4 separate regions of the Homo sapiens genome follow, and all the other regions are linked to region 1. A link is an interaction called in ENCODE POLR2A ChIA-PET data of the cell type or tissue named here. Cell type or tissue: CD4-positive, alpha-beta T cell. All regions are shown on one strand. Links, peaks and the distances in the headings refer to the core of each region. The heading gives the core; the rest is flanking DNA. Region 1 holds the start of CD3E (CD3 epsilon subunit of T-cell receptor complex). Region 2 overlaps JAML (junction adhesion molecule like). Region 3 overlaps JAML (junction adhesion molecule like). Region 4 overlaps CD3G (CD3 gamma subunit of T-cell receptor complex).

The links. ChIA-PET counts read pairs that join two places held together with the same protein. Peaks named below come from ENCODE experiments on the same cell type or tissue, not always from the same donor. Only the 100,000 strongest peaks of a DNase experiment are listed, where the experiment ranks them.
Region 2: POLR2A ChIA-PET joins it to region 1 with 16 read pairs; 11 of 35 experiments call an interaction of 5 or more read pairs at or near these places.
Region 3: POLR2A ChIA-PET joins it to region 1 with 15 read pairs; 16 of 35 experiments call an interaction of 5 or more read pairs at or near these places.
Region 4: POLR2A ChIA-PET joins it to region 1 with 14 read pairs; 18 of 35 experiments call an interaction of 5 or more read pairs at or near these places.

What each region holds. Positions count from the first base shown.
Region 1 is chr11:118,301,298-118,307,173 of GRCh38, forward strand. CD3E (CD3 epsilon subunit of T-cell receptor complex) reads left to right here and starts at 3,433. Exons shown (of 9, transcript NM_000733.4): 1 at 3,433-3,479; 2 at 3,597-3,704. The coding sequence starts at 3,656. In CD4-positive, alpha-beta T cell, for the core only: no CTCF peak of the experiment used is centred there; DNase peaks (open chromatin) are centred at 3,404, 4,594 and 5,443; H3K4me3 peaks cover 2,829 bases; H3K27ac peaks cover 4,000 bases.
Region 2 is chr11:118,211,253-118,217,337 of GRCh38, forward strand. It overlaps JAML (junction adhesion molecule like), which reads right to left. Exons shown (of 10, transcript NM_001098526.2): 2 at 3,572-3,634; 3 at 1,155-1,309. The coding sequence starts at 3,614. Among named protein-coding and RNA genes, the nearest start is that of JAML, 11 kb to the right of the region's middle. RefSeq lists a silencer at 1,022-1,316. In CD4-positive, alpha-beta T cell, for the core only: no CTCF peak of the experiment used is centred there; DNase peaks (open chromatin) are centred at 3,129 and 4,209; H3K27ac peaks cover 780 bases.
Region 3 is chr11:118,195,522-118,201,606 of GRCh38, forward strand. It overlaps JAML (junction adhesion molecule like), which reads right to left. Exons shown (of 10, transcript NM_001098526.2): 7 at 4,953-5,091; 8 at 2,477-2,570; 9 at 1,214-1,300. Among named protein-coding and RNA genes, the nearest start is that of SCN2B, 22 kb to the left of the region's middle. In CD4-positive, alpha-beta T cell, for the core only: a CTCF peak has its summit at 2,968 (motif pointing right); a DNase peak (open chromatin) is centred at 2,960; H3K27ac peaks cover 570 bases.
Region 4 is chr11:118,354,307-118,360,237 of GRCh38, forward strand. CD3G (CD3 gamma subunit of T-cell receptor complex) reads left to right here. Exons shown (of 7, transcript NM_000073.3): 7 at 1-855. It overlaps UBE4A (ubiquitination factor E4A), which reads left to right and starts at 5,294. Exons shown (of 20, transcript NM_001204077.2): 1 at 5,294-5,368. RefSeq lists an enhancer at 5,231-5,300. In CD4-positive, alpha-beta T cell, for the core only: no CTCF peak of the experiment used is centred there; no DNase peak of the experiment used is centred there.

The DNA of each region.
Region 1 (5,876 bases), core at 1,877-5,876:
TGATACTATGTCTCCAAAAGGTAAAACGCATGTGTGCAAGAGCTAAAGGTTAGAAGTAGGGATATTCATGCTTACCATTACTTCCAGTGACCCACTTAGGAAATCTGTGCTTCCTGTCCCGCTAACTCTAGGCTCTGAGCTTCTAGGGGCCATGGTTTCCAGAGACAGAACACTTTCACCACAGCACCCATTAAACTTTAAGCTACACCACTGCCAAGAGACCAGCATGCCAAAAAAAAAAAAAAAATGATTTGCTCCCCCAGCAGAGTGAATCTTTCCATATCTGATGATAAGGAGGAGGCAGGGCTGCAGGGACAACTCAGATAGAATCCAAGGGCTCCCCTGGGGCATTTTTTAGTGCAATTTTGATGGTAAATGGGCAAGTGCAGCAGCCACAACCCGAAAAGACCACGACGGCCAGGGGCTCAGACTCCTCAAGCTATGTCTTCCCTGAGGTCAGCAGAGGTGCTAACTGAGGCTAGGAGCAATCCAGAAAAGGGAACAAGCATTGCCTATCAGATGCGCCCTGGGGCAACTGTGCTAATGGGGCTGTAATTTGTCCCATTAGGAAACTTTCCTTTTATAAGCTTCTCCAAAAAAAGAGATAACCAGAATCCCGAAAAGGCTGTTTAAGGACAGGATGAAATTATCACATGAAGCGAATGGCTCCAAGCAGTGCAAGTGTTAAACTGCATGGATGCTGTGGCTGCACCCAGGTCATCACTCCAGGGCTGCTCCCTCCCCCAACTGCTGGGATTCTTGTACTCAGAGGACTCACAGTTGAGCTCTTTCAAAGACATTGCCTTCAGCAGAAGCAGCTGCCTCACCCAACTTCGCAGCCCCCTCACCCAACTTCGCAGCCCCTCAATTCATAATACCTGTATTTTTCATGGCCCCTTTGCTCAATTCAGGATAACTCAGGATAACTTGGGAAGGTGATCCCAGGCTAAGAACTCCCCATGGCTCTGGCTGAGGCTCCTGATATGTCTCATCGCAGTTCACCTCTCTCTGCCAGATGCTGCCCCTCTCTCCCTTACAGATGATGCTCCTGTGCTTCCTCAGAGAGCCACCTGCCCAAATCTCCATCTTTTTTTCCCAGAAAACCCGATGGATAGCAATGCACATTTACAGACACGAAGGTAACCACCAGGAAAAAAAAAAAAAAGTTGAAAAACTTAAAAGTTGTTTTCTCTAGGGAGAAGTGTAGGGGTGAAGCAAGGTAGAACAGGGGCTATTGTTATACAGCCCTTCTATATGCATTGTTTTTAACATGCACGTATTACTTCCATCATTAAAACTTTTTTCATTTTGGCCAGGCATGGTGGCTCATGTCTGTAATCCCAGCACTTCAGGAGGCCAAGGTGGGCAGATCGCTTGAGCTCAGGAGTTCGAGACCAGCCTGGGCAACATGGTGAAACTCTATCTCTACCAAAAATACAAAAATTAGTTGGGCGTGGTGGCAGGCACATGCAATTCCAGCTACCTGGGAGGATGAGACAGGAGGATCCCTTGAGCCCAGGAGGGGGAGGTTGCAGTGAGCCAAGATCGCACGATTGCATTCCAGCCTGAGCAACAAAGTGAGACTTCATCTAAAAAAAACCCCAACTTTTTCCATTTGAATATTATAAGAATTTGATACTGTCACTCACCTTTTTAAAACTATTTGAATACTTCCTACAGCCCTAAGAAAATCCTTAAGAATCCCTAACATAGCTTGCAAATCCCTTCCCATCTGGCCCCTGCTGAGTTTCCTATCTCTTTTATTTTTTTCATTTTTATTTTTTGACAGGGTCTTGCTCTATTGCCCAGGCTGGAGCATAGTAGCACAATCATAGCTGACTGCAGCCTCAACCTCCTGAGCTCAAGTGATCCTCCCACCTCAGCCTCCCGAGTAGCTGGGACTACAGGTGAGCACCATCACATCCGGCTAATTTTTTGTATTTTTTTGTAGAGATAGGGTTTCACCATGTTGCTCAGGCTGGTCTTGAGCTCCTGGCCTCAAGCAATCTGCCTGCTTTGGCCTCCCAAAGTACCATATCTGGCGAATTTCTTATATTATTTCTTACACTCCTCGTTCTCCCTGTTACCTGCCGTGCTGGATTTTCCATTTCTCTTCCTCATCTCTGGACTTCAAACATGCTGCTGCCTCTATCTGGAATGCTTTCCACTCCACCTGGTTCATTGCTGTTCCTCCATCAAATTTCAGCTTAGATGTCACCTGCTCAGGGGGACCTTCTCTTCCCCATCCCACCCCAGACTATCTTAGATCCCTTCTATCACTCCCACAGCACCTGAACGTCTTTTTTCTTAGCATCAATCTCCTGAAGTTATCTGGGGGGTTTTTTAGAGATGGGATCTCACTATGTTGCCTAGGCTGGAGCGCAGTGGCTATTCACAGGCACAATCACACTCACTGCAGTCTCGAACCCCTGGGCTCAGTCAGTCCTCCTGCCTCAGCCTCCTGAGTAGCTGGGAATACAGGTGTACACCATCATGCGGGGCATGGTTATTGGTTATGAGGTTATCTGTTTAATCTCCACATTTCCTTTTTTATCCAAGAGGACTATTTATCTTGTTTCTCCTGTATTACTAGCACCCAGCATATAACTACAGTACAGTAGACAGAAAATATGTATTAAATAAGTGAATTTCATCAAAATGTTTTCTAGAGTCCCAGCTCTGTAATCTGCAACTTAGATAACCTGCCTGAGCCTTAGTTTGCTCAAGTATAAAATGGAAATAAAAATAAAAATAATACTTACCTTAGAGGGTCGTTTTGAGGATTAAATAAGATATATCAGAAAAGCTCTTAGAACGGTGCTTGGATATAGTAAGCATTTGATTAATGCATGCTTAAACATAAAGAAAGGTTACATCAATTCACACTCATACCAGCAGACTTTGACACTATCACTCTTTACCCTGTTCAACATTGAGTCTTGTGTTTTTAAATATTTTTGTAAAGAATATAGGTAAAAAGTGGCATTTTTTCTTTGGATTTAATTCTTATGGATTTAAGTCAACATGTATTTTCAAGCCAACAAGTTTTGTTAATAAGATGGCTGCACCCTGCTGCTCCATGCCAGATCCACCACACAGAAAGCAAATGTTCAGTGCATCTCCCTCTTCCTGTCAGAGCTTATAGAGGAAGGAAGACCCCGCAATGTGGAGGCATATTGTATTACAATTACTTTTAATGGCAAAAACTGCAGTTACTTTTGTGCCAACCTACTACATGGTCTGGACAGCTAAATGTCATGTATTTTTCATGGCCCCTCCAGGTATTGTCAGAGTCCTCTTGTTTGGCCTTCTAGGAAGGCTGTGGGACCCAGCTTTCTTCAACCAGTCCAGGTGGAGGCCTCTGCCTTGAACGTTTCCAAGTGAGGTAAAACCCGCAGGCCCAGAGGCCTCTCTACTTCCTGTGTGGGGTTCAGAAACCCTCCTCCCCTCCCAGCCTCAGGTGCCTGCTTCAGAAAATGGTGAGTCTCTCTCTTATAAAGCCCTCCTTTTTCATCCTAGCATTGGGAACAATGGCCCCAGGGTCCTTATCTCTAGCAGATGTTTTGAAAAAGTCATCTGTTTTGCTTTTTTTCCAGAAGTAGTAAGTCTGCTGGCCTCCGCCATCTTAGTAAAGTAACAGTCCCATGAAACAAAGATGCAGTCGGGCACTCACTGGAGAGTTCTGGGCCTCTGCCTCTTATCAGGTGAGTAGGATGGAGTGGAAAGGGTGGTGTGTCTCCAGACCGCTGGAAGGCTTACAGCCTTACCTGGCACTGCCTAGTGGCACCAAGGAGCCTCATTTACCAGATGTAAGGAACTGTTTGTGCTATGTTAGGGTGAGGGATTAGAGCTGGGGACTAAAGAAAAAGATAGGCCACGGGTGCCTGGGAGAGCGTTCGGGGAGCAGGCAAAGAAGAGCAGTTGGGGTGATCATAGCTATTGTGAGCAGAGAGGTCTCGCTACCTCTAAGTACGAGCTCATTCCAACTTACCCAGCCCTCCAGAACTAACCCAAAAGAGACTGGAAGAGCGAAGCTCCACTCCTTGTTTTGAAGAGACCAGATACTTGCGTCCAAACTCTGCACAGGGCATATATAGCAATTCACTATCTTTGAGACCATAAAACGCCTCGTAATTTTTAGTCCTTTTCAAGTGACCAACAACTTTCAGTTTATTTCATTTTTTTGAAGCAAGATGGATTATGAATTGATAAATAACCAAGAGCATTTCTGTATCTCATATGAGATAAATAATACCAAAAAAAGTTGCCATTTATTGTCAGATACTGTGTAAAGAAAAAATTATTTAGACGTGTTAACTGGTTTAATCCTACTTCTGCCTAGGAAGGAAGGTGTTATATCCTCTTTTTAAAATTCTTTTTAATTTTGACTATATAAACTGATAAGTCCTCTCTACTTCACAGATTAAGAAATTGATACTCAAAAAAGTTAAATAACTTGTTTTAAACCACATAGTAAGTGCCGAAGCCAATCTGTGAGACCAGGACTGTTTGTACTCTAAATGGCTGCACCACATGAGGCAAAATGGCTCGTGATGGTTTTATTTCAAAGACCTAGAAAACACTATCACAGCTGGTGCTCCCGTCTCAGACCCACAGCAACGATGTCTCCACTTCCTGCTTCATCTTGGGTTTCTCACGTCTTGAATGTGCACACAAATCACCTGGGGATCTTGTTAAAAATGCAGCTTCTGTTTCAAAAGACCCAGACTGGAAATGGAGATTCCGCATGTCTAGTACGCTCTCAAGTTTATTAATCTGCTGCTGGTCCTAGGAACATATTGAGTAGCGAGGGGCAGGATGTGACTCCTGTAAGGAGTGGCCAGGCATTTTCTTAGAGACCTGTGTTATAAAGTATGCTTTTCCTTAAAAAAAAGAAGAAGGAGGAGGAGGAGAAGGGCCAGGTGCAGTGGCTTACGCCTGTAAGCCCAGCATTTTGGGGGACCAAAGTGGGAAGATCACTTGAGCTCAGGAGTTCAAGACCAGCCTGGGCAAAGTAGTGAAACCCCATTTCTACAAAAAATTAAAAATTAGCCAGGCAAGGTGGCACACACCTATAGTTCCAGCTACTTGGGAGGCTGAGGTGGAAGGATCACTTGAGCCCAGGAGGTCGAGGCTGCAGTAAGCCATGATCAAGCCACTGCACTCCAGCCTGGAGTGTCTCAAAATAGATAAATAAATAAATAAATAAATAAATAAATAAATAAATAAAAGAGACAGTATCAAAGACCCAATCACCTCTAGACATCTGGCATCATAGGAATGTGCCCAGTCTGCTCTGGGGATAGGAAAGTGGGGATCCTGTCTCCCCCTGTGTAGAGGTTTCAGTAAAAGAAAGGCCTAGGTGTGCAGAAAGCTTTCAGGCAATGCCAGGGAAACTGATCATTGTAATGAATCCAGGGTATTGCTGAGTGAGGGCATCCTGGAGGGCCCGGTGGAAATGTGGTCAGGCTCTTCAATGCACAGGCCCTAGTTGATGAGTAATCAGGGTTTCAAATATTTCCATCTCTGTCTCAAGCAGAAAACAAATGGAAAAACTGAACCACCAGAAAAGCAGAGCCAGAGATGGAACAAGAATCCCAGTGTTTGTACCCAACCAAGAGCGTGTTTTTCTTCCACAGACACCAATGTTCAAAATGGAGGCTTGGGGGCAAAATTCTTTTGCTATGTCTCTAGTCGTCCAAAAAATGGTCCTAACTTTTTCTGACTCCTGCTTGTCAAAAATTGTGGGCTCATAGTTAATGCTAGATGCTTCCTTCCTCTATTTCCCCCCAAATTTCCTGGGAACCCCTGGTCAATACCAGCAGTAAGTTCCACTGTTCTAGGGTGTAGAAATGGCTGTGACCCAGCAGCAAGAG
Region 2 (6,085 bases), core at 954-4,953, 91 kb before region 1:
GTTTTGGTTTTGTATTGTTTTCTTCTGTCACCCGGGCTGGAGTGCAGTGGCACAATCACAGCTCACTGCAGCCTTAACCTCCTAGGCTCAGGTGATCCTCCCACCTCAGTCTCCCAAGTAGCTGGGACTACAGGTACATGCCACTGCAGCCAGCTAATTTTTGTGTTTGTTTTTTTATAGAGATGGGGTTTTGCCATGTTGCCCATGCTGGTCTCAAACTCTTGAGCTCAAGTGATCACCCCGCCTCAGCCTCCCAAAGTGCTGGGATTACAGGCATGAGTTACCACACCCAGCAGAAATTCTTATTTCTACTTACACTATGGGTTTATCCCTCGTATAAAAATAAAGGCCAATAAAAATTTGAATGAGAGTAGCATTATAGGGACAACAGGGAATGTGCTCTGAGCTACAAAAACAATATTTTGTTTGCAAACATTAGGACTTTATTGTTAGTAACAAACTACTTGGGATGTTTTTCACAAATGATCCTGATATACGAGTATCTATACAGACTGTCTGATGAGGCTTAATACACTGTTCCTCACTCCAAAGAGCTCCATGAAAGAACCTCGCCCACCATGCTGCATCTGCTAATCCCAACACTTTAAGCAGCCACAAAGGAGAAAATGATGATTCCCCAGCACATACATGGAGCAGTGAAACACTGAAAGAATCTGTCCTCCTCCCCACCCCAAAAAAGATCATTGTGGTATAGTTCTTATGCCTAGGTCAGAGCTCTCCTTTCTAGAACCTCGGAATTTACCCCTCTCACCTGCTTCTGCTACTTAACAAAGGGTAGAGATAAAGGAAGGAAACTCAAAGAATTTCATGTGCAAGAACAAGGAACCTCTCATTTCAAGTTTGTGTCTCCCATCAGCCCCTTAACTACTTGAAAGGTAAGCATTACCATTATTGTAATTGCCTTCCTCTTCACAGCTCAGGAAGCTAAGATCAGCAAGGTTGAGTAACTTACTTACCCAGCTGATAACATAACCAAATTCCTGAGCTAGGACGAGGCCCAGTTCTGATAATCTCCAAAGCCCCGGCTCTTGCAACACCTCCTGGTGGCACCTGATGCCTGACTCTTACACCACTCTGTCCTGACACCAGCAGTCAGGGGCTTCTATTACATAGTGATGTTTCCCCCGCGTTACCTTGGCGTGCTCTCCTGGTGACAGAGTCCAGTCTATCTTGAATATACATTTGTCTTCTGTGCTCTGGAAAACACATCCCATCAGAGCTGAATCACCCACATGGACTGTTAGCTCAGGCGGGGAAACATTCAAGTCATTCAGGCCCAAGGAATAATCTATAGAAGTCAAAGGCAAGAGGACACATCATTTAGACAAATACTCTCAACAACAAAAATCAATTCCAATCATGGAGTACTAAACACCCCTCTCCCTGGATGATCCAACATAGACAAAGTCCTCGGAGGCATGTTCAAAGGCAGCATGGCATCCCTGTCCTCTAGTTACCTATATGGCTCATCAGAAGGATTCTGCAATCTTCATACTACAATAAATGCTATCTGGCTCCCTCCTCCTATCCAGCCCCTTACACTTTTCTGGAATTCTTCCTCCCAACCTTTCTAAAGAAATAAGGGAAACCCCAGAAGTCTCTCCTTTCTGATCATCAATTTAGAAACTCACCTCCACTTACCATAACGACGAAATGGGTTGTTCCTTGCTCTTAAATCTCCCACTGGTTCCCTCTCTGAAAAGGGACCTTTTGTTTACTTCCTCTTTTCCCTTTCTTTTAGTTCCTTTACAAAAGCATTTGCTGGCTGATTCTGGCTGTAGGGCAGGTCCTTGTAATTAGGCCACCACAGAGCACAGCTTTCCTCCTGCATTTCCACTGTGTTTATCCTCTCCCTGCCTCACCCCTCCAGCTTTGCCATCAGCTTTCCAGCCTCTAGGTGCTTCACACAGGGACCCCTGCCCATTATCTCTATGTTGCTCAAGCAATTTCGAGCGGTCACTACAAGAAAAAACCATTACATGGATATTTCTGTTTTCACAAGATATGCTCTATGCAAAGAGACAACAAAATCAAGAAAGATACATTTAGATGCTGCCCAGTTCATATCAGAGAAGAGCCAAGTGATGGGAATGAACAGAAAATGTGCCAGTCTTTTCATCCAAGCTGTTTCCCTGAGAGAAGACAGTTAACTTCCTGCCCCAACAGTAGGCTCACACAGCAGGGAGGACACAAAAGAAAACATCGACTCTAAACCCTTCAGAGGGAATTATTTTGAAAGAAATCAAAATTAGCTCCAACAAATATTTGGAATTTTCCTGTAAGGAAGAATTGAGCAGCTCCATGTGTGATTGAAAGTGTAATAAGCGAATTTAATATTAAGAACACTGTGTGTAGAATTAAATGAAGGACTGCTAGGAAGCAACAACAGCAACCAAAGCAAAGAGAAACTGATGTTTGAAGGGCAATCTTGGTAGAGAAACAGCTGAAGAAGATGAGATTTTCTGCAAGAAAGGAAAACCTCTCCACAAAAAACTACAAAACCCCCAGTGCCACCAAGTCACCACATACAGGGGTTGGACTGGTAGCTCTCTGGATCGGAGGGCAAAAACCTGCAGGCTGCTCCACAGACCTCTAGGAAAATGTCTAAATACCTTCTGAGATCATTATAACCCTGCTTCTTTGAGAAAAATTATCTAATGAACACCATTTTGGTGTGCGTGCCTGTGTGCATGTTTGTACACACTCTGGATTGCCTGGAATAGGAGCAAAGGCAATCCTGTTGTATACTTTGCTGAGTCAGGGTTTAAATTACTGTCCAAAGTTCAAAAAATAATAATAAAGAGAAAAAGAAAAGGCTATGAGAGCAAAGCACCTGATTAATTTCTTCTCCTTCCAGAACTACATCCATGGGATAAAGAAAAAGGCATGGGGGAAAAGGATGAAAACCTAGAAACCAGTGGAGATGAGCAACGAGAAGCTCAGCACTTAGGTGGAGGCATAAACAGGAGACCAATCTGGTCTGAGGAGATGGCCAGGTCAGGCTCCTCAGAAGGAAGTGGAGCATAAGGGGAAACCTGAAGGGTAAGGAAGCATCGGGCGGGCTTGCTAGGTTGAAGTGCTGGGAGGAAGGTTCCAGGCAAAGGAAACCACCATAAATTGGGAAAGAGCTCAGTCCATTTGAGGAACCACAAGAAGGCTGACATGGCCACAGTATGAAAAACAGCTCTGGGTCTCTCTTTGGTAATTTCAGTTCCTGATTCAAGGCGAACTGTGGTTTTAAAGATAACAATTTAAAGTGCAGGAATGCCACAGAGAAACTTTCCCTTTGTCACGTAAGAGGGTCCCAGAACACCCTTTAGGACCCAAATGCATTCTGTTTCTAATGGAAACAGGAAGCTTCAGCTTCCCAAGAAACCATAAGCTAGTTGGCTTCAACAACAGCTGCTTCAACAAAACTGTGAAGTTCCACATTAGGGTTTCCATCTTCAACAAACCCAAGGGAATCGAAAATATGTAAAATTGGCTTTTAATAATGCACAGAACTCAGGAGAAATCAAATACCCCACGGAGTCCCTTAGCTTCTACTTACCCAGTAACACTGGCAGCAGGATGAGTTTCAGTGGGCAAAACATGCTGCTCTCAACTTTCAAATCTTAAGATAAAAGAACAAAAATCACAAAATCATGTCAAGAGAAGCTCATTAATTTAAAAAACCAATAGTGAAGGACTATACGGAGCAGCCTCTGTTTGAGACACTGGTATGCAGCATTGAACAAGAAAAACAGACGAGGTCCCAGCTCATTTGCAGTTTGTATGCAGCGGGAGGTGGAGAAAAAAGAAGCAAATAAATGAATGAATGAATAAGAAAATACCAGATGTCAATAAGTGCTATGATGAAACAAAACAGAGTAGTGTTTGAAGAGTCACTTGGGGGCTGCTTTAGATTGGCCATAAGGGAAGATTAGATGAAAGTTGCTTTTCAAGAGAAAAAAAGCAAATGATTGCAGGATGCCCTTGAGATGACAACCCTAGATTTTCCACTACCTGTATGTTTCACACAAACAAAAAATTATAGGATATCCAGCCTGAAATTTTTCCCCATCTCTCCACCTAAATTAGAATTACTACTTTTTTGGGAGGAAGAGGTTGGGGGAGGGAACAGATTCTCACTCTGTTGCCCAGGCTGGGGTGCAGTGACGTGATCTCCAGGGCTCAAGCAACCTTCCTGTCTCAGCCTCCTGAGTAGCCGAGACTACAGGCATGCTACACCACACTTGCTATTTTTTTTTTTTAAGTAGTAGAGAGGTCTCACTGTGTTGCCCAAGCTGGTCTCAAACTCCTGGGCTCCAGTGATCCTCCACCTCAGCCTCTCAAAGTGTTGGGATTACAGGCGTGGGCCACTGCACCTGGCCCATGGTGCACTTTTTATCTTATTTTTCTTTTTAACTTTTTAAAGGCAGGGCAGTGTGGCTAGAATGAGAGTTGGGCTGTGCATTGGACAAAAGTATGTGTTTGATATGCATGTTATCTCTGTAGTATTCATTTCATTGCATTTACCAGCCCCTGGAAAAGGATTCACTGTTCTACCAAACACCCCCAAATTTTCTTAGCTAAACAGAAGAACCCTGACTCTCAGGAGTTACAGTGCAACCAGTCTTGAGTTCCCACCTGCTACTGCTCCTGGCCTCAGCCGTGGTCTTTACCCCTGGCCACCCTGCCGCTGGGGAGATTCCACCTCAGAATCTGCTAAGAGGAAAGATATGTTTTTTGCATTAACAGCAAGGTACCCCACCCAGCTCTGCTAGGACATCTGGCACATACGGTAGCCATTTTAATTAATAAACATTGATTACTTGGCCGGGCCTGGTGGCTCACACCTGTAATCCCAGCACTTTGGGAGACCAAGGCGGGCGGATAACGAGGTCAGGAGATCGAGACCATCCTGGCTAACACGGTGAAACCCCATCTCTACTAAAAATACAAAAAATTAGCCGGGCATGGTGGCGGCCGCCTGTAATCCCAGCTACGGGAGGCTGAGACAGGAGAATGGCGTGAACCTGGTAGGCGGAGCTTGCAGTGAGCCGAGATCACGCCACTGCACTCCAGCCTGGGCGACAGAGCGAGACTCTGTCTCAAAAAAAAAAAAAAAAATTGATTACTTAAGACATTCCTTAATCGTATTCTCCAATCAACAAAATCCTCTACCTGGAAAATCAGAGTCAAGCTATTCAAGGAGGTTCCTACCTCAGGTCCCACTTACACAGAGAAGTCAGCTGATCTTGCTGAACCTGTTTCCTTGCCTTTAAAAGGGATTGATAATGAAAGGATCTAATAGTATAACGTAGATAACAGTGCTTTGAAAATAGGAAGCATTACCATGGAAGATTCTTTATATAGATAAGAGTCAGAAACAGAGTTTGTAGCTTTAGGGGAGATTTCAGGTTCTGAGCTTCTACCTTTCTAAGAATGGCAAATGATGAATCAGAATGAACAGGAAACTTAAGTTTCCATTTTTGAACCTTGTTGTAACAATGGGGATAATAATTACACTGAGCCAGATATATCAGGAGTCACATAGATTCCCCTAAACAAAAGAACCTCTAGTGAAAACACAGACCTCTCTCAACATAAGCAAAACCCCATTCCTGCTCCGTGCCACCCACCTTGCCCCATACATACATGGATGAAGGTCATAAGGGGCTTCCTTTATGGTGTGTCCTAACATAAGTTCATCACATCTGGGACATCTGTTGCCTTCCCCAGGGAGTTGGTTGTGCTCCCTCCTCTGCCCAGAAAACAGCACTTAGCAGTGGGACATTCCCCCTGCAGCTCACCAACCGCATGGAGGAGTAATGACTAATTTATATGTCTGCCACCAACTCAAGTCTGCAGACTCTAAAAGGCAGCACCATACGTGCCTTATTTAGATGTGTGTCCTGTTACCGTGGGGCAGCACCGGCAAAATGCCTGGCATATACTGGATAAATGCTCATAGCTGACAATGTGACCATTAAGTTGAAATCAACTTAAAGGCATCTTGCAGCAGTCCCCGCTCCACTCTATTCTAAGAGGAAGCCAGCGACTCTAAAAAGATTCTGAATCT
Region 3 (6,085 bases), core at 1,001-5,000, 110 kb before region 1:
CACTCCTTTTGTCCCTACCCCCACTCACTGCACGCCCCGAGGTGCCTTTTCCAGGCACTGCAGTTCTCTAAGGGGCTACAGAAGTCTAAGCAAAGGGAAATTAGGAATCAGACTCCAAAATATTGTATGAGATCCAGCATGCAGCCTGCCTGGCAGTTAGGTTATGAGAAGGTATAATAAGTCACAAAGTTAAGAAACAAAATCTAAGCATTGGAAGGAACCCTACTTTGACCTTTTGATAGCAAGGAAAACGACTCACAGCAACACAATACTTGCCCAAGGATCTTATCCTATTTATCCTATTTTCTTTGTTGTTGTTGTTGTTTTGAGACAGGAGTCTCGCTCTGTTTCCCAGGCTGGAGTGCAGTGGCGCGATCTTAGCTCACTGCAACCTCCACCTCCCAGGTTCAAGCAATTCTCCTGCCTCAGCCTCCCAAGTAGCTGGGATTACAGGTGCCCGCCACCATGCCTGGCTAATTTTTTTGTATTTTTAGTAAGACAGTGTTTCACCATGTTGGCCAGGCTGGTCTCAAACTCCTGACCTCAAGTGATCCACCTGCCTCAGCCTCCCAAAGTGCTAGGTTTACAGGTGTGAGCCACCATGCTCGGCCTTTTTTTTTTTTTTTGAAACAGAGTCTTACTCTGTCTCCCAGGCTGGAGTGTAGTGGTGGATCTCGGCTCATGTAACCAACGCCTTCCAGGTCCAAGCAATTCTCGTGCCTCAGCCTCCCAAGTAGCTGGGATTATAGGCACGCATCTCCACACCTGGCCAATTTTTGTATTTTTAGTAGAGAGGGAGTTTTGCCACATTGGCCAGGCTGGTCTTGAACTCCTGGCCTCAAGCAATCCGCCCACCTCGGCCTCCCAAAGTGCTGGGATTTCAGGCATGAGCCACCACACCCGGCCGTGTTTTCTTTATTAGATTGAACTGATGAGGCAAAAGACGTCCTCCCTGCCCTCAGTAAAAGCCACTCTTCACTTCTTTTCACCACTAATATAAATAATCTCTGGTGATAACCTTTAATCCTTGAGCTTGGGTAAGAAAGTTTGATATCACTCTTCTATCCAGCAGAACTTCAGTTTCTCAGACTTTTCTGCTACTTAGAAAAATCACCGCCCTCAGCAGCCTCCCTTGGGCAACCCAGCCACGCCCACCACCACCACCACCTGAGCCTCTGACACCTGGCTCAGCTGAGGCCAGAATCATTCTCACCATGGTCATGTAGGTGGCCTCTGATTTTTCACTTGGTTCTTCTTCCTCGATCACCTCCCGTACAATTATTGGGGAGTAAATGTGTTTCTAGAGGGGGAAAATGGTACAAAAATTCCTAAAAATTAGATGAATCTTATACACCAGAGAAAAGGCCACCCACTCCTATTTGCTAGGCATCGACCACCCAAACTGCTGGTTCAGAGGGTTACTGAGACCTAGAGAATTCTCAACAATGATAATTCAGTCTTCAGTCTTCTTGAAAATTAACTGTCAAAGAACACAGTCTTAAGAACCAAACTCTTTGCTTCAAAAGCCAAACATCTTTGTTTAGATGGATGTTTAGGTAGCAGCAGGGGTTCCTTATCTTGCTAAATTCCTTGTATTCTGGGGTTATTTCCTTCTAATTACAGTAAAGGCAGAATGGCATTAATCAGCAGTGAATTGTCATCATCTCCCTCAGAGGATTTATGTGGCAGGGCCAGCCCTCATTGAACCTCACAACTGTGAGGTTCATGGTCCTGTCACTCGTTGGTAAAGCAGTATCATCCAGTGGCCCATTCTTGGACCACTGCACTCTACTGGGAAAAAATCCTACTCTTGGGACAAAAACAGCCCAAAATAGAGAAAGGTAACTATTCAAAGAGTTTTTTTAAAATTAAAGAAAGAAAAGAAAGAATAGGAGTTAAAGAAAACCAATCAATTTCTCAGTCTCTAGAAGCAATTATTTATAACTCCATTACAAAATCAATATGGAGAGAAAAGTCCTTCTTAATCCTTTCTTGCTAAGATCTTAGACTATTTCATTTTAAGCATTAGAACTCCTTAACTCCTGGATGTATTATAATTCTCCATTAGACTTTAGACAAATAGCACCTCCTAGATTACAAAGCATTTGCATATCATCATCTTATGTGAACCTTACAACAACCCTGTCAAGCAGGCTGGGCAACTATAGTATCTTTATCTTTATCCTCATTTTGCTGATGAGACTCAGGGAGGTGGCAGATCTTACTGACTCCAAGCGCAGTGCTCTTTCCTCAGCCCAATACCAGGATCTGCTGCCTGGGGCTGTCCCAGCCGACCCCATGCACTGTACTCCGCAGAGGCTCTTACTTTAGTGACAAAGGCTTCCTGAGTCCCTGCTCTGTGCCAAGCACTGGCCTGCAAGCTGCGACATACAATGGGTAAGATATGGTTCCCGGGGGTATGAGAACGGCCCAGGCCTGCATCTACTTAGTGTTTTAGGCTGAAGCGTGTGTTCACCTCCCCTTCACATCTTTCAAAATGGCAGGGTTTTTCTTTTATCTCTGGATTAGTCTTCTTCGTGTTCTTCACCAAGACTGTAGAATTCACTGAACTGCAAGACATGAAAAGCATGTGGAATTAACCAGCGGGCATGGTTTATTCAAGGGTCCCTACATGAGATCCCCTCTTGGCTTCGTGAAGAGAGAGACACCAGAGAAGGAACTATTCTCTCTGGACTCCTACAGCCAGGGCTACCCGGCTCACCTGGAAACCTGAGAAGCGCATCTCTTCTAATGAAGAACAAGAAGCCGTTCTGGAGATAATTTAGGCTGAAAAGCAGCTTCAACTTCTCTATTATCACTCAAGCCACTTTCAGTCCGTATGGGAGAGGTAATTTTAAGTGAATGAAGAGAGAGAGGGGAGATGGGATTCCATTTGACCATCCTGTCTACATTTCTGAGGACCAGGGAGTGCCGCGAAACCAGCAGGGGGCAGCAGGAGCTCAGCAAGACGCCAATCCGAAGGGCTCCTGGCCTTTCCGGGGGGCGGAGCAGAATAACCCCCACAAACACCCGACCCAAGCCCCAAGCAGGAGCTCTGCGCCTGCCCTGTCGGGGTCCCTTGGCCTTTGATCTCATGACCATTTGCCTTCTGAACATACTTTCTTTTTTTCTATTTTGGCCTAAGTCAGAACTAAAAAAAAAAAAAAAAAATTCAAGGTTTAAGCTAGAAAAGAAACCATATGTTTTGGTCTCAGTGGAAATATTTTCCTTGTATTTTCTGCTTTTAAAGTTGTATCTTCTCACTGTCAAATAATTCAGATAATACAGAAATGTAGACAGTTGGAAGTGGAAGTTCCCTGCAACCCGTCACCCCATGGGATCCACCTTCTCCTTCACTTCAAATTCCACACAATTACCCACATTTTACAACTGTCCTTCCAAGCCTCTCTCAGTGTAAGCATAAGCTCACATAAAATGTATTTAGTACATATGCTGCTGGAGTGAGCATCATATTATTTTCTCTTTTATAAAAATGAGGTCATACCATAAATTCTGTATTTTTACTCCTTGGATATCTTTCCATGTCATTATGTAGAGGGATCTGGAGTGTTTCATTGACTGGTTCACTGAATCGTTGCCTTTCTGACAGACACTGGCAATTATCCCTATTTTTAATTATAAGCAAGACGGCAGTTTTGCACAAATCTCAGCATATCCATTTAATTATTTCTTTAGAATAAACGACTAGACATGGAAGTGCTACCTTTCCTTTGGCGGGAAACTGAGGTCCCGACAGGGGAAGTAAGCTGAGAGTGGAATCCAGGTTGTCTAGCTCAGTGCTCCGAGCATGCCCAGAGCAAAGACCTTTAGAGAGGCCAGCCAAGTTCAAAACCAAATCAGGAAGCCCTAGGGAGTGCAAGTGAAAACTTAGCAGGCACAAGTGTTTTCTGCAGGATCCAAGACCCACTGGGAAAGAACACTCAAAAGTCAGGACTATTCATGAGGCCCTTTCCCACTGACACTATTTCAACAAGGGAGTCGATCTGCACTACAAGCATACTCCATCGATAGTTGGATAAACTGAGGGACATGGATCTGCCAACAGCCAGTGAAACACAAGTGTCCCTGTTGGAGCATCTGGGCACTTCTGAGACCCTGGGAGAACTACCGATGAAATTCAGGCCTTTAAAAGCACATTATTATTATTATTATTTTTTTTTTTTTTTTTTTTTGAGACAGAGTCTCGCTCTGTCACCCAGGCTGGAGTGCAGTGGCGTGATCTCGGCTCACTGCAAGCTCCACCTCCCAGGTTCACGCCATTCTCCTGCCTCAGCCTCCCAAGTAGCTGGGAGTACAAGCACATGCCACCACGTCCAGCTAATTTTTTGCATTTTTAGTAAAGACAGCTTTTCACCGTGTTAGCAAGGATGGTCTCGATCTCCTGACCTCGTGATCCGCCCGCCTTGGCCTCTCAAAGTGCTGGGATTACAGGCATGAGACACTGCGCCTGGCCAAAAGCATCTTTTAATAATAATTCATTTAGAACCTGAGGGCACCCATTCAAAGATCGTATCTCATAATTAGAATGTGGTCTTTTAGATAAAACCACTGGCAACCCTTAAGATCTTAGCTTCTATGCGGAACGTACAGTATGGATAATTTAAAAATCATCTTTTAGGCAGTGAATGGTACCATGATAGTTCTTGTGTAAGATTTATGCTCTGAATTATGCCCTACTGAGGCCCCCATTTCTAAGGGAGTTTGTAGTCTTTACATAATAACAAAGTGAATGAGGAGAGCGTAGGAATATTAAATTCTTTTCCCGGGCACAGTAAGCAAAGTGGGCAGGGTTACCACAGATGATTCCATTTAAAAATACCCCCTTCTGTGAGAATGGCATAAGTAGGGCCCTATCACCCTGTTCTACTTTGGGGTAGAGGCAGCCTTGCACCCCCAGCCTCCCAATCCAAGGGGTGGGGGTAGCCCTGTACCTCTTATTTCCACAGGTCTTCTTCACGATCAATATCAGAACAGGGAGCAGCAGGATTGTGGCACAGACAATTCCCACAATGATCACCAACTGATTACCACCCAAGACCAGAGGCCTCAGGGCTGCCGGGGTCACCAGTGCTTGGGAAAGTAGAAAAGCAAGGAGAGGGTCTCAATACTTTAGCAAAGAGCTGAGAGCCCCACAGCCCTATACCAAGTAGCACCAGCCAGGCCACGAAGCGGAGGGGAAGGCCAGACTCCACCCCATATCTGGACACTAGGGACACTGTCTCCATGAGATTGAGAACCAAAGTCTAACCCCCTCGTTTACCCTAAAATGTAGATTAAGGTGGGTGGGAGAAGAGGCTAGCAGTTCACCTCTAGTAAAGTTTCCTTTCACATCAACAATTCTATTCTAAAATTTGGCTTAACAAGGACCCAGAAATAACAGGCATTTGAGAGGCTGCTGATCTTCCTTAGGGCAAGTGGTTGTCTTCAAAAGAACTCATGCCGCAAGACTCAGCCCCACAGTGACGATACCAAGTAAAGCCTCCGGAGGTACTTCTGCCCATATGGAACCTTCTACTCATCTGCATGGTTCTTTCTAAATACATAAAGCAAACACCTCCTCAGGGCCAGACAGCACTAGGTACAGGGGATTCAGAGATGAATGATGATGTGTGGTCCCTGCTTCCAAGGAAGAAGACAAACACGTCAACAGAAAACCACAGGCTGCTGTAGGCGCTACAACAGAAGTCTGTATGGGGAACAGAGGGGCACAGAAAAAAGGGTGTCCAATTCTATATGCAGCAAGTGAGAATTTGCCAGCAAAAGTTCTAAAGTTTAACCTAAGACTTACAGGAAACATCCAGTTTGTTGGGAAGACAATATGGAGAAGGACAGAGGGGATGTTCTGCATGAGATCTGGAGGCCTGACAGGATGATGATTTTAGAAACTAGAAAGAGTTCAACGGGTCTGGCACAAAAGTGGCATTTGTGGGTGTGCTGGAGAATTTCGCTGGAGAGATGACAGGGTCCAAGTCAGGAAGGACCTTGACTATCTCAACCAAGAATCTGGCATTTTTCTGCAGGCAATGAAAACAACATTGAAAGATTATTAGCAGTGGAAGAGAAA
Region 4 (5,931 bases), core at 524-4,523, 52 kb after region 1:
TTTTTTTTTTTTTTGAAGTGGAATCTTGCTCTGTGGCCCAGGCTGGAGTGCAGTGGCGCGATCTCAGCTCACTGCAACCTCCACCTCCTGGGTTCAAGCGATTCTCTTGCCTTGGCCTCCCGAGTAGCTGAGACTACAGGCACATGCCACCACGCCCAGCTCATTTTTTGTGTATTTAGTATTTGTGTATCTAGTATTTGTGTACTTAGTAGAGACAGGGTTTCACCATGTTGGCCAGGCTGGTCTCCAATTCCTGACCTCAGGCGATCCACCCGCCTTGACCTCCCAAAGTGCTGGGATTACAGGTGTGAGCCACCGCGCCAGGCCCGTAACTGTATTTTAATATAGCCATTCTATGGATTTAATATGGTATTTTATTATGGCCTTAATTTGCATTTCCCTAGATACTAACCATGCTGAGTGTCCTGTCTTGTGTTTATTAACCATTCATATATTTTTAGTGAAATGTGTATCAAATCTTTTGCCCATTTTTAAGTTGACTTATTTGTTTGTCTTCTTACTATTGGGTTGCATATGTTTTTGATATAAGTCCTTTATCAGATATATGATTTGGAAATATTTTCTACCAATCTGTGGTTTGTTTTTCTTAATGGTGTCTTTTGAAGTGCAAAAGGTTTGAATTTTGAAGTACATTTTATTGATTTTTTCTTCTATATATTGTGCTTTTGGTATCATGTCTAATAAATCTTTACCAAACCCACAGTTACAAAGATTTTCTCCTGTCTTCTTTTTATACTTTTTACAGCTTTATGGTTTTAGCTCTAACAATAAATGTGATTTTGAACATACATAAGACTATTTGTAACAAACACAAATAAATTGAATTGTTGGGCACTTGTATTTGCATTTGTAATTTTATTAACTATTGCCAAATAGCAGTTGTAAACACGTACACACACACAAGTGTATATACACATATACATATATATACATATACATGTATGCATATATGCATATATACATATATGCATATATACACATATATACATATATACACATATACATATATGCATATATACACATATATACACATATACATATATGCATATATACACATATATACATATATACACATATACATATATGTATATATACACATATACGTATATGTGTATATATACACATATACGTATATGTATATATACATATATGTATATGTATATATACACATATACACATGTATATATACACATATACACATGTATATATACACATATGTATATATACACATATACACATATGTATATATACACATATACACATATATACACATATGTATATATACACATATACATATATGTATATATACACATATGTATATATACACATATACATATATGTATATATACACATATACATATATGTATATATACACATATACATATATGTATATATACACATATACACATATACACATACATATATGTGTATCTACACATATACACATATACACATATACGTATACGTGTATATACGTAGATACACATATACATATATACACACGTGTGTATATACGTATATACACAAGTGTGTATATACGTATACACACATATATGTGTGTGTATACGCATACACACATATATGTGTGTGTATACGCATACACACATATACGTATATATGACAGGGTCTTGCTCTGTTGCTAAGGCTGGAGTGCAGTGGCACAACATTGGCTCACTGCAGCCTCGACTGCCCAGGCTCAAGCAATCCTCCCACCTCAGCCTCCTGAGTAGCTGAGATTTCAGGCGTGTGCCACAATATCCAGCTAATTGCTTAATTTTTTTTATAGAGAGAGGGTCTCACTATGTTGCCCAGGCCAGTCTCAAACTCTTGGGGTCAAGTGATCCTCCCATCTCATCCTCCCAAAGTGCTGGGATTACAGGTGTGAGCCACTGTGCCCAGCCAGGTTGTACCAATATACACTACCAATAACAACAAACAAAAGTGCCTGTTACTCCATACATGTTCCAACAGTGTATTATTAAACTTTTGAATCATGCCAAACTGAATGGCTTCTCACTATAATTTTAGTTTACATTTTTCTTATTAAAAATTGGAGGCTAGGTGTGGTGGCTCATACCTGTAATCCCAACACTTCGGGAGGCCAAGGCAGGTGGATCACCTGAGGCCAGTAGTTTGAGACCAGCCCAGCCAACATGGCAAAACCCTGTCTCTACTAAAAATACAAAAAATTAGCTGGGTGTGGTGGTGGGTGCCTGTAAACCCAGCTACTCAGGAGGCTGAGGCAGGAGAATTGCTTGAACCTGGGAGGTGGAGGCTGCAGTGAGCTAAGATTGCACCATTGCACTCTAGCCTGGACAACAAGAGTGAAACTCCGTCTCAAAAAAAAAAAAAAAAAAAAAAAACTGGAGTAAACCATTTGTTTTTCCTTCTCATGATACATAAGTTCACATCTTTGGTCTTTTTCTTATTGACTTACACTAACCCCTTACATATTTGGGAAACTAGGTCTTTTGTGATATTAGTTGCAAGTCTTTTTCCAACTTTATGTGTTTTTTAACTTTGCTTTAAAAAACACATTGGTTAGTTTTTCACGCACACTTTACAATTATTTGCATGTAGTATAATTCACTGGTCTCCTATGGTCTCTAGGTTACGTTTCATATTTAGAAAGTCTTTCTCCATTTTAAAATTATCCTTTTTTAAAAGTTCCCCCATGAATTCCTCTAGCATTTTTATGGTTTTATTTTATGCATTTATATCTTTGACCCATCTCGAATTGATTTTAGCATCAGATCTAATGTAGTAACCAACTTTAAATACAGATAGTTACCCAGCTATTCCAGAAATATTATTGAATGATTCATTTTGCGTCCATTAATTTTAAATGCTGTTACAACCCCACTCGCCAGATTATAAGCTCCAAGAAGGAAAACACTTACGTTTTTTCACTATGGTATCCTTAGGAACTAGAACAGTGGTAGGCACACAAAGATTGCCCAGGGCTTTTTGTGTGTGTGTGGTAAAAGATATGTAACCTAAAATTTACCATTTTAACCTTTTTTTTTTTTTTTTTTGAGACAGAGTCTCACTCTGTCATCCAGGCACTCTAGCGCAGTGGCACGATCTCGGCTCACTGCAACCTCTGCCTCCCAAGTTCAAGCGATTCTCCTGCCTCAGCCTCCCAAGTAGCTGAGATTACAGGCGCACATCCACATGATCAGCTAATTTTTGTATTCTTAGTAGAGACAGGGTTTCACCATGTTGACCAGGCTGGTCTTGAACTCCTGACTTCAAGTGATCTGTCCACCTCGGCTTCCCATAGTGCTGGAATTACAGGCATGAGCCACTGCACCCAACCCCATTTTAACTATTTTTAAGTGTACCATTCAATGGCATTAAATATATCCACAATGTGTAGCCATCATCACTACCCATTTCAGAAATTTTTCATCCTCCTAAACAGAAACTTGGTACCCATTAGACAATAACTCCCATTCGCCTCTCCCTCCAATCCCTGGTGACCTCTATTATACTTTCTCTCTCAAGGAATGTGCCTATTCTGTGTACCACATATAAACTGAATCATACACTATTTAGTCCTTTCTGTCTGGCTCGTTTCAGTTAGCATAACGTTTTCAAGGTTCATCAATGTTTCAGCGTGTATCAGAACTTCATTCTTTTTCAAGGCTGAATAAGTCATCTGTAGCTATATACCATATTTTGTTTATGCATTCATCTGTTAATGAACATTCTGGGTTATTTCTACCTTTTGGTTATTATGAATAGTGCTACTGTAAATATATGTATACAAGTATCTGAGTTCCTGCTTTCAGTTATTTTGAACATCTATATCAAAGCGGAATTGCTTGATCATGTGGTTATACTATGTTTAACTTTTTGAGGAATCATCAAACTGTTTTTCCAAAAAGTCTGGACTATTTAACATTGCCATCAGCAACGCATACGGTTTCAATTTCTCCACATCTGCCAACAATTACTTTCCTTTTTTTTTATAGTAGCCATCCTAGTAGGTATTAAGTGGTATCTCATGATTTTTTTTTTCATTTCCCTAAAGACTAGTGGTGTTGAGCACTCTTTCATATGCTTATCCACCATTTGTACAGTTGGCCTTCCATATCTGTGGGCTCTGCATCTGTGGCTTCAACCAACCATGAATTGGAAATATTCCAAAACAAATTTCATCTGTATTGAACATGTACAGACTTTTTGTCATTATTCCCTAAACAATACAACACTATTTAGATTTATGTTGTATTAGGTATTATAAGTGATCTAGAGATGACTTAGTCATCTCTAGGATGACACAGGAGGATGTGCATAGGTTATATGCAAATACTGCATCATTTTATGTAAGGAACTTGAGCATCCTTGGATTTTGGTACCCAAGGGGGTCCTGAAACAAATCCCCCACAGATACCAAGTGGATAGTCATTCTCTTGGAATGTATCTTCTTTGGAGAAATGTCTATTCAAGTCCTTTGCCCTTTTTTGAACTGAACTGTTTGGGGGTTTTTCGTTCTTGTAGTTCTTTACATATTCTAGAGATGAATCCTTTATCAGATATATGAGTTGCAACTATTTTCTCTCAATCTGTGAATTTTCACTTGCACAGCGCTTTTAACTCTTGAAAATTATGCTGCTTCTATTATTTATGTGTATCCCGATCTCTTGCCCTCGTGACCCGCCCGTCTCAGCCTCCCAAAGTGCTGGGACTACAAGGCGTGAGCCACTGTGCCTGGCCATCTATGTGTATCTCAAAACAACCTTGTAGGATGTATACTGTCTCCACTTTACAGATAAGAAAACTGAAATCCAATCAAAGATAGCACACTCCAAAGATTGCTCCAAAGACAGCACAACAATAACAAACTTGTAGTTGTTATTGCTGTTAGTGTTATCCCTTTGAATAATAGAGAGTAACAGAAGCTGCTTCAAAAAGGTCTAGGACTGGTGGGAAAATAAGAGAGCAGACCCCCAACAGAGGTTGCGAGCAGAGCCAGGGATCACAGAGTTTTATCTGCCCTCGGTACGCTGATTTCCAAAACCCAGCCTCATATTCTATACTCCAAAGCGCACTGCCAGGTGGGCCAACTCCAGCCCCCACAATCCGATGCCAAGGCCACTTCTTGCCACTTCCTGCCCGCCTCCAGCCCGCCCCTAACAAGCTAGCGCATGCGCTGTAGGACTATTTGCGCGCCGTTCCCCCCGGTGAGCCTGCACACCGTGCTTCCGGCGCGGAGATGAACTTCCACATGCCCCGGCGCTTGTTGATGACGTAACTTCCGGTTGCTGTGCTGAGTCGGAAGTGGGAACCCTTCGGCCGCTGAGATTCTGTCGTGTCGTCGCTGCTGGCACTTCAGGCTCTGGTAAGACAGGCAATAGCTTCAGGGGACGGGGTCGTTGACTTTGCGTTGTGATATTTTCTGCTGGTCCAATGCCACTTCAAGCCTGTTCACTCTTATCTTCTCCAAATTCCTTCTCCTATGCTTTGCTAACCAGGGACCTTCTCCTTCTTGAACTTCGACCCTGTCTGATTTGGAACCCCTTACAGTGCCCCAGCTTCTGATGTCTCTTTGTACATTTCTGTCCCCATCTTTGCCAAGCCCCTCCTGGAAGAGGCCGGAGCGCTATCATTGCATTATCTTTTGACTTAACTTTCTCTAGAACGTGCCCCGGGCGGGTGGATCTCCCTCCTTCCCGCGAATCCCTTATGGAGCATGGAAGGATAAAATATAAAGAGTAGATAACAAATAGGCAGATGCCAAGAAGATAAGATTAATCGTGAGTCGTAAGCAAACCAGTTCAATGCATACGTCAGGGTGTTGATAATTCTTAAGGCAGGTGATGAGTTCACCACAGATAACTCTTGGGGCACTCTGCTTCATGTTTCCTTGGGTTTAGAAGACACTTCTAAAATTGAGTGACCATG